Linked DNA regions of Homo sapiens: region 2 is linked to region 1. A link is a contact called in ENCODE Hi-C or POLR2A ChIA-PET data. All regions are on one chromosome and are shown on one strand. Each heading gives the region's core, a stretch centred on a gene start or an enhancer-like site at or near the end of the contact. The rest is flanking DNA. Distances are from core to core; before and after follow the strand shown.

The links. A loop is a pair of places that touch in the nucleus more often than their neighbours do. ChIA-PET counts read pairs that join two places held with the same protein, here RNA polymerase II (POLR2A). Pooled maps may share reads with other maps.
Region 2: a loop to region 1 is called in a pooled map of heart left ventricle, with 1.9 times the contacts of the local background. The contact joins two enhancer-like sites. A Hi-C loop is called at or near these places in 10 of 168 maps with a recorded cell type or tissue (HepG2, IMR-90, PC-9 and 7 more), 1 of 37 single-sample maps with no recorded cell type and 19 of 50 pooled maps. POLR2A ChIA-PET finds 5 or more read pairs at or near these places in 3 of 52 experiments (H1 and T-cell).

The regions. Positions count from the first base shown.
Region 1 is chr2:219,287,076-219,291,803 of GRCh38, forward strand. PTPRN (protein tyrosine phosphatase receptor type N) reads right to left here. Exons shown (of 23, transcript NM_002846.4): 20 at 4,395-4,448; 21 at 3,751-3,815; 22 at 3,463-3,536; 23 at 2,548-3,222. The coding sequence ends at 3,151. Among named protein-coding and RNA genes, the nearest start is that of MIR153-1, 4.8 kb to the right of the region's middle. RefSeq lists an enhancer at 1-61. Within about 2 kb of position 2,521, at least 16 of the 41 ENCODE cell types and tissues checked have a DNase peak (open chromatin) inside an H3K27ac peak, as active enhancers do; they include ascending aorta, where a contact is called at or near this core.
Region 2 is chr2:219,518,359-219,523,386 of GRCh38, forward strand. The region is part of intron 1 of ASIC4 (acid sensing ion channel subunit family member 4); the gene reads left to right. Among named protein-coding and RNA genes, the nearest start is that of ASIC4-AS1, 3.8 kb to the left of the region's middle. RefSeq lists an enhancer at 4,552-5,028. Within about 2 kb of position 3,141, at least 6 of the 41 ENCODE cell types and tissues checked have a DNase peak (open chromatin) inside an H3K27ac peak, as active enhancers do; they include ascending aorta, where a contact is called at or near this core.

The sequences.
Region 1 (4,728 bases), core at 1,271-3,770:
ATGTTATGGAACCCCAAGCAATGCTTCATTCTTTGCTTTCACCTCTTGGGGGCCTACAACTGGCTTTCCCTAGCAGCCGATGTTCCCCTTATGAGTGGCCTCACCCCCTAGTACTCCACAGCACAGCTAGGACCATACTCAAGTTAAGACTTAACTGAGGCTGGGCGCGGTGGCTCACGCCTATAATCTTAGCACTTTGGGAGGCTGAGGCGGGCAGATCACTTGAGGCCAGAAGTTTGAGACCAGCCTGGCCAACGTGGCAAAACCCCATCTCTACTTAAAAAAATACCAAAAAAAAAACCCCCCAAAAAACAACAAAAACACAAAAAGCTGGATGTGGTGGTGGTGCATGTCTACATGCCTATAATCCCAGCTACTCGGGACGCTAAGGCAGGAGAATCACTTGAACCTGGGAGGCGGAGGCTGCAGTGAGCCAAGATCAAGCCACTGCACTCTAACCTGGGCAACAGAGTGAGACTGTCACAAAGAAAGAAAGAAAAAAAAAAAAAGACTGAAAGCACAGAAAGCTGAGAACACACAGTGAAACCTTTAAACTGTACCTGCATGAGGCCCACAGACTAAGCCCCTGGGTAGGTTTCATTGGCTCAGCCCGAGGTGTGAGCCAGTGGCATGTGGTGTGGCATGAGTCCAGCCCACCCAGGGCCCAGGCCCCAAACTCATCAGGGCCCACGGAAGAAAAAGCCAGGTACCCCTTCCCTTTCATCTCTAGCCGCTGTGCTGGGACAAGCACCTTTCCGTTGTCAGGCAGGGCCAGGTGGCTCCCCAGGCCTCTCTTCTATTCCAGGACAGGCTCTTGCTTCACCGTCAATCACCAAAGGGCCTCTACTATATTTTTCTCAAAGTGAAGAAGCAGCCTACCCTGAAAGAGGAATTTCAAACCTCCATCCTGAGTCGGGTGGAAGTTTGCAAATGGCTGTTTCTTCTACGTCTGTCTAGCCCTTGAGATGGCTATCACTGACACTGAGCCTCAGCAGAGCGTGGGTGAGACAGCGGGAGGGCCTGTGGTCTGCTGGCGGGTCCCTTCACTCCTGCTCAGGGCAGATGGTGCTTGCCCTGTTTTTTAATTAAGGAGACTGAGTCTCAGCACAGGTAAGTAGCCCTAACTTCCAAGTAGCCCCAGGCCTAAGGCTCTTTTTGCCTTATTTCATGTCCACCCCATTTGTCCAAGGACACCTCCTGACATGCAGGTGAGTGTGCCTTCTGGGACTATACAGGGTGGAGGGTTCTGGGAGCTGGGGTGAGACAGAAAGTGTCCTTTATCCCCAGGGGAACGCCTGTCCTAGCATCTCACAGGCCTAGCCTAGACTCACTGGCAGAGTTTTGCTATAGTTTTGCCTAAGGTGTGGCAGACACTTTGCTAATATCACTTTGTTCAGGCCTCACCTCAATCTGGCAGCAGAAGGGCACAAAGCAGCTGCCAAGAACTGAGAGGAGGCTAGGCGCGGTGGCTCACGCCTGTAATCCCAGCACTTTGGGAGGCCAAGGCGGGCAGATTGTCTGAAGCTCAGGAGTCCAGACCAGCCTGGGCAACATGGCGAAACCCCGTCTCTACTAAAAATATAAAAAATTAGCCGGGCTTGGTGGTGGGTGCCTGTAATCCTAGCTACTCAGGCGGCTGAGGCAGGGAAATCGCTGGAGCCCAGGAGGCAGAGGTTGCAGTGAGCCGAGATCGCGCCACTGCACTCCAGCCTGGGTGACAGAGCAAGACTCTGTCTCCAAAAAAACCCCAAAAACAAAAAAAGAATTGAGAGGAGAGGTAGTAGAGAGGAGGTTAGTCAGCCAGGTGCAAACTCTAACTCCACCTTACAATCTTTTTTTTTTTTTTTTTTGAGACAGGGTCTCACTCTGTCACCCAGGCTGGAGTGCAGCGGCACACTCTCGGCTCACTGCAAACTCCACCTTCCGGGTTCAAGTGATTCTCCTGCCTCAGACTCCCAAGTAGCTGGGATTACAGGTACCCGCCACTACACATGGCTAATTTTTTTGTATTTTTAGTAGAGACAGGGTTTTGCCATGTTGGCCAGGCTGGTCTCGAACTCCTGACCTCAGGTGATATGCCTGCCTCAGCCACCCAAAGTGCTGGGATTACAGGCGCGAGCCACCATGGCCGGCTAATTTTGTATTTTTAGTAAAGACGGGATTTCTCCATGTTGGCCAGGCTGGTCTCCAACTCCTGACATCAGGTGATCTGCCTGCCTCAGCCTCCCAAAGAGCTGGGATTACAGGCATGAGCCATTGCACCTTACAATCTTACAAGTTGTGTTACGTGTTACCACAAGCAAGTTCTGTGCCTCAGTCTTTCCATCTGTAAAATGGGACTCATCATGTAAAGCACCTTGGAGACTGCTGGCTGCATAGGAAGCCTCGTTCTAACGTAGTGTTCCCACCTAGAAGGGCCTTACTGGCAGCTGGCGCTCTCCTGCTGTGCTCTCTGCACCTCCTGAGAGACCAGCAGGGACCGGCTCCGGGCTGAGGCTGGGGCTGGAGTCCAGATGCACAGCGGACAGAAATGCGTAGGAGTCTGGGTTGCAGCTGCACAGACAACACACTAACTTTATTCACACTGGTACAAAAGTAGTTTTTTCTAGAAATGTTCTCTTGCGCCAGAAGGAGAGAGGTTGAGCAGCGCATGGTGGGAGGGTGGTGGGAGGAGGCTGGGCGTGAGGCCAGGGAGGGCAGAGCGCCCAAGTGTGAGTCAGAGGCAGGCCCGGGGCTGAGAAGCAGGGGGAGCCGGGTGTGGCGACCCTCCACCCCATTCTTCCATACTGGAGCATAGGGGGACACACACAGATGTTCAGGGAACTCCCAGAACCCCAGGAGAGCTACAGGAGAGCCAGGCCAGGGAATGTAGGCAGGAGAAGGCTCTGGGTAGAATTGCTACCCATGTCCTTTCCTCTCCTCCTGGCTGCAGCACCCCCATGGGATGCCCTGGGCTCTGGGATGCCCCAGGCTCTGGCATGCGAGGCTGGGCAGGCGTGCCCCTTCTGGCTTTCCCTTCCTGACTCTTCTAGGAAGGGCTGAGCATGCCCAAGAGGTGGCTGGTGGGGCAGTGAGGAGTGGGTACACAGAGATGCTCACACAGGCAAAGAGGGACAGAGGCTGGGCTGCCCGCCAAGGGGCCCCAGGGTCTCACTGGGGCAGGGCCTTGAGGATGGCATTCACTTCCTCCGCCACGGCTGTCAGGGCAAATTCAAACTGGTCCTGAGGAAGGGCAGTGGTAGGATGGTCATGGAGAGGGCTGACCTGTGCTCTGCCCTCAAGATGGGGGGCTTTTGGTGGGGGGAGGGCCCTGGGCAGGTCCCCTGGGAGGAAGGGAGCCCTCCTGGAGGAGGCGCAGAAGCAGGTGGGAAAGGTTGGCAGCTGCTGCTTTCCCTGGGGTGGCCAAGAAGTGGGTGCTAGGGAAGGGTGGGAGCTGGGGTTGGGGCAGGAAGGCATGGTCACCTTAGAGCGGACAAGGCCAGGCCGCTGGTCACGGACATGCTCCAGGGTGGCAGCGATGTCAATCTCCTTCACTCCTGGAGATGGAGGTGGGGATGGGGCTGCTCAGGGGGTGTCCAGAGGAGGACAGGACCCAGAAAACCTGAGGCCTCCTGGAGGCAAAGAGCCTTGGAGGGCTGGGCAGAGCCTGGAGGTTGACAACCTGCTCCTTCTGAGCTCCCAGGACCCTGTGTGCTGGGGAGCCTCTAAAAAGGGCCTGGGGGCTGCGGGCACCGTGGGGAAGCTCCCTACCTTTTGCCATGCGGTTCAGGACCATGTCGATGAGGATGTAGGTGCCGGTCCTCCCCGCACCATCACTGAAACAGGAGTTAGTGACAGGTTTAGCTTGAGATGCAGCAGAAAGGGGGAGGGACGGAGGAGGCGAGGAGGCCTGGAGGCCTGGGGGAGGGGAGGACACTGGGTGACCCGTTGGGGTTGGCTTGGAGAGGGACAGTGAGCCGAGGATGAAGGAAAGCTCATAGCACCTGCACGCTGGGACTTGGGCCTTGAGAGGGGAGTCTGTGACCTGTGGGTGTCATTTGGGCAATGGGACAACCAAAGAGGAGAGCCATGGCTCAGCCCAGAAGCAGAGGCAGCAGGAGGGAATTGGATGGGCCTCTCTAGCCTTCAGCCAGCTTTTTGTGTATAGGGGGCCAATGGTCAATATTTTCAACTTTGTGGGCCACATACAGTTTGTATCACATACTTTTCTTCTTTTTTCTTCACCCATTTAAAACTGTGAATGCCACGCTTAGGTCTTGGCCATTAAAAACAGGTGGTGTGCTGGATTTGGACTATGCCTGCAGTTTGCTAGCACCAAGGGGACAGGCAGGCAATGTGCACAGGAGACGCACACAGGGAGTGGGACCAGAGAGATGAATCTCCTCTCCACCCACCTGCAGTGCACGATGATGGGGCAGGAGCGGCCCCGGTAGCACTTGTTCACCTTCCTGCAACAAGAAATGGGTGTGAGGGCCAGTGGGCACCAGCAGAGAGGGAAAGGGAAGCTGAAACACATGACGTGGGCCTCTCTTTCTTCCTTTTCTCCCCACCTGCCCGGGGCAGAGAGGGAAGATGGTTGGAGAAAGGAGCCAGGGCTGGAGGCAAAGAACCAGAGCTGGTGTGGGTGGCATTGGGCTCGCCTTGTCACTTGCAAGCTAGGTGCCCAAGCTATGCACCTGGAACAACTGATTTAACCTCTTTGAGCCTCAGTTTTCTTACCTGTAAAAT
Region 2 (5,028 bases), core at 1,891-4,390, 230 kb after region 1:
CATTCTGGGTGGAGGAGAGCTGGGAGGGCCTAGGGGATGAGGCAGGCTGGGCAGTTTGGAGAAGAGGGAAGAGAGGAAAGAGGAGAGGGCCCTGGGAGGTGGGCCCCGTATGTTTGCTCTGCATGGTGGCTAGCTCCAGCTAGTTTACCTCTGCTCCTCTCTTCTCCCTCCCCTCTTCACTCAGTCTCATACCATCTCACTCCCGCCCATTCTACCACCTGTATGTCCCCCACCCCCAGCCTTGTAGACAGCTCTCCCTTCCTCCCTGATTCCTGCCGCCATCTGCTACCCACACCCCCTTCCTCCAAGCCCCAGTTCTACCTTCCCCACTGCGGCCTGCTCTCAGCCTGCCCTCTTACTAAAAGGCAGAAATCACTCTTTCTCCCTAGGCTTCATTTCTTGAGCTGTAAAATGCAAGGGTGGCTCTAAAATTCAGCATCTCCTCTCACCTGGGGACCACCAGGATTCGAACCTCGGCTCTACGCATTAAGCTGTGTGGCCGTGGGGAAGCCAAAAAGCTTCTGTGAGCATCGGTTTGTGTATTCTTTTTTTTGTTTGTTTTTTTGAGACAGAGTCTCGTTGTTGCCCAGGCTGGAGTGCAGCGGCGCGATCTCGGCTCACTACAGGCTCCGCCCCCCGGGGTTCATGCCATTCTCTTGCCTCAGCCTCCTGAGTAGCTGGGACTACAGGTGCCCGCCACCTCGCCCGGCTAATTTTTTGTAATTTTAGTACAGATGGGGTTTCACTGTGTTAGCCAGGATGGTCTCGATCTCCTGACCTCGTGATCCGCCCGCCTTGGCCTCCCAAAGTGCTGGGTGTATTCTTTAAATAGGATATTAGAACCTAAAAATTGGGGGTTGTTGTGAGGATTAAAGAGATGCTCCTAAAGAGCTTAGCACACTACCTGGCACACACATCGTATACTCTGTGTAAGCGTCAGCTGTTATAAATGCCGCCACCCCAACTGCTGGCTATCTTTAACCTGACTGTTGTCAGCACCACCTACTGGTTTCCGACCCATGTGCTGGCATCTTCATTACTCTCCATTACCTAGTCATCGCCCCGCTTTTGACCCTCTGGCCCACACCCTCCTCTGCCCTGTACTAGCATTTCCATTCTATCCAGCCCTCCAAAATATGCATGCACGTGTGCATAGGTGCAGGAGTGCGCACACACTGTCTAGATCAGTGCTGCCAATAGAACATTCTGTGGTGATGGACACGCTCTGCACCTGTGCTTGTCCAACTTGGTAGTCACTAGCCACATGTGGCTGTTGAGCACTTGAAATGCGATTAGTGCGACAGAGAAAATGAATTTTACATTCAAATAGCCATACGTGGCTATAGGCTGCCGTGTTGGACAGCGCAGCTCTGGATGGCCCTAGGAATGAGATTGTCTGGGTAGGGCAGGGCTGGGATTACAACTGGGACCACAGGATATAAAGGGTAGCTGCGGGCTGTGACTGGAAGTCGGGCCATCTACTCTGTGGGCTGTGATCTCAGGTGGAGCTGAGGATAGGGCCTGTGTCTGGGGGCTGGGGGCTGGGGGCAGTGGGGTGTCTGGAGACACCACGTGAGCAAAGGTGCTTTCTTCCCAGGTGCAGGACATGACCTTGGTCTTTTCCACGCTACTGTCTGGAAAATTGAGGCTGGGGGAGGCGAAGAAACCCTGAGGAGGCATGGGTAGGAGCCAGCCCCACTCCTCAGGGTCCTCAAGGGTCCAGGCAGCCCCGGGGGGCCAGGAGCCTGGGGCCCTGTGGGCGCCTCACTATCTCCATCCCCTATGGGCTCTCCGGTCTCCCTCCCCCTCCCGACCCTCCTTCTCCACATGCTGGTGACTGCCATGACTATTAATCACTCGCCCTGTTCTCTTCCTCTCTACTAATCAGGCACAATTAGACAAGGCCTCTTCCAGCTGGGCAGTCCCTCCCCTGCCCTCCTCTCTCCTCTCCCTGCCCCACCCAGCCGCCAGCCAGGACAGCTCTGAGGCACAGAAAGCATGCAAGCCCTCTCTCTCTCTGGCTGTCCCAGGACCCAGTTTCGGGCTCCTTAGCACCCACTCCTTCTGTCCCAGCGACCTCCTTAGCTCCTTCTCTTCCCAGTGTGTGGTCAGGCCACTACTGACAGTCTCTGCCCTCCACCCCCTACACTTGGCCCTGGGAGGAGCTACTCCACACTCCATCCCAACTCTACATCTTTGCCACTGGGTTGGAGGTTCCAAGGGCTGCCCCTTGCCCCGTTGGCTGTGGAAGGGAGAGGGTGCCCACTGAGGTGGGTTCAAGCCTCTTATCTACCGCACAGGCTTGCCTCTGACTCCCCCTGCCTGTCCAGCCCTCTGTTCCCTGTGGTCCCAGCTTCTCCTGAGGCATGAGCCTTAAGCACATTTAGTTCAACATCTGGTTCAGGGCTGATCCTGCCCTCAGGAGCCAGGCAGGTCAGGTTGGGGTGGGGGGATACAGTAGGGAAGGGTGGGGTCTGAGGAGAACTGAAGACCACTTAGTCTTGAAGGACGCAGCTGCTTCTCAGCCCTAGCTAACTGTTGCCCTGTGTGAGGAGCCCAGCATGGCTGGGTCTTCCAGTCTGTCAAAAGCAGCTCCAAATCGTGATTATTTTAATAGAACAGTAACTGATTTAAAAAATACTGAGGGCTGCCAACCCCTCAGATTGCAGAACCAGGTGCACCCACCCTCCCCACCTTCCACCCCACACCAGCTGCGGCTCAGACCCTCCTGGAGGGGTGCTGTCAGCCTGCCTGCTTGGGCAGTGGAGTGGGTGGAGGGGATGTAAGTGGTGTGGCCTGGCAGGGAAGGGCAGTGACTGTTACTGTCTCAGAGGGCTGGTCTTCAAGGGCAGTGGGAGGGCCATGAGGGACATGCCCCACCCAGCCCCACTCAGCAGCCCCGTGGCCTCTTCATTAATCAGGAATCAGCCCCGAGCTGGGCTCATTATCAGCTCAGCTTCTCAGACACTGCCGGAAGATGCTGATTAGCGTTTGAAGAAATGGCCCCACGTCCTGTCCCCCTCTGATCCTCCCTCTGTCTCCCCTGCCCGCACTCCTTCCTGGACCCCCACCCCTGCCCTTCTGCTTCTTGGGAGGAATCTGCTCCCTCTTGTGGCTGGCGGCAGGGCTGCCTCTGCTAGGTCCAGGCAGGGGGCAGGAAGGATCAGGAATGGAGAGGCAGGGGCACCCAGGAAGCACTACAGGGAGCATTGGAATGCCAAGACCCAAGCTACTCAGTCCCCGAGTCGTCAGTGGGTCCCATGGGCAGGCAGGAGGGAGTGAAGGGGGTGGAGCCTGAGGTGGTCCAGGAGAGATGGACAGCCACCCTGCAGGAGGGGACAGAGGCCGGCCTCAGGCTGCCTCTGAGTTATAAGTTATAAGTATTCCTGAGTTATAAGTATTCCTTGCCCTTCCAGGCTGGCCCTGCAGCCCACCTCCTTTGAGCAGCTGGGAAGAGGAGGTGGGAACGGCCAGCACTGGGGGCAGGAGGCCCGAGGGGAGAAGATCTGCCACGTTTGTTTGTTTTTTAATTTTTTTGCAAATCATGGTGGAAACTTAGGGTCTTCAGAAGGATGAGTGAGGATGGGAAGGCAGGAGGAGGACAGAGGGGCAGAGATCCTGAGAGTGGAGATGGGAAGGTTCAGTGGTGTGTTTTCTAGGAAGAGGTGGGCAGGGGTCTGCACTTCTTCCCCTGGCTCCTAGGCTGGGGCTGGCAGCGCTGGAAATCCAACCCACCCCTCAAATGCTCACCATGCCCTTGGGACACCCGTGGGTGTTGGGTTGGAGGGGGAGCAGTTCCAGAGAGATAGGCACGGGCTGCAGCAGCCGAGGCGGCAGCAAGAGTTCAGAGAGGAGCCACGGGATGATTAAGGGGAAATGGAGGATTGATTTAGGAGGAAAGATTAAAGGAGCTAAATCCGTGGCGCTTGGCTCAGCGGTGACTAAGCGTGGACAGGATAATAGCTTACAAATGTGTGGAAGGTGTAAATACCAAACGGGGGGAGGGGAGGCGGCTCGGCGGGCCCGGAGGGTGGGGTGGGGGCTGGGCAGGTCCCCGGGGAGGGCTGGGAACCCCTGGGCGACTGCCCGGTGGGGTCGGCCCCTCCCCAGTGGGGGCTCACGGGGGAAGGAAACGGGACGTTGGGGAGCCCCAGGTTCCCAGTAGGGGTTCCGTTTCTGGTCGCAGCCTCCCGGGCCTCGTGCTGATCATGTCTCACTCCCGCCTGGCTGGGGATCTGAGGTCGCGGGTTCAAATCCCACCCGAGCACCCAAGTCCCTCAGTGCCCCCGGCCCCGGGCCTTTTGGCCGCTTCAGGCCCGCCAGCCAGGCCCAGCTCCGCATCCATCTCCTCGGGACCCCCGCCCCCGTCGCCCCCTCCCCGGCCGCCGCGGGGGCGGGCGGCGGTGTTTCCCTCCGCGGTGGAAGCCTCTGGCGCTGCTGTGTGCGGAGGTCACTTTGCCGAGGAGCCGGGAGCCGGGGGAATGCAAATGAGGCAGACCCAGGGAGGAGAGCGGAGGAGCCCGCAGGAGATGGGAGGGAGGGCGCTCGGGAGCCGTGATGGATGCCTGGCCCGCGGGAGGGAGCGGAGGGCGGCGAGGCGCGCGAGCCGGTGGGTGCGGCCCTCTGGGTGCGGGTGGGCCAGGCCTGGGCGGCCAGGCTGTGTGTGCGGGAGAGGGCGGGGGGCCAGGGATCCTGGCAGGCGCACACCCACCCACCCACCGTCCCCGCCGCCTCTTTCTGTCTTGTCTCCTGAACTCCCGCCTGGCTGTGGGAGTGTGCTCCACTGTATAAGCAAAACTCTTGACGAGGAACTTTGCATCGAGGGGCGGGAATGTCAGGGAAGGACTTACTTACCAATTCACCAATTAAAAACTGACTTTCTAGGGTGTAAGGCCTAAGCGGTCGCTGCCTGGGGAATGGTTTTGACCGTTTACCTGGGTCCCGGAGGCCTTCATCCTCCCGTTCTCCTCTCCCGTGGAAGCGCGGCGCCCGCCGGGGACCACAGCCTTCTTCCACGGCCCCCAGCCC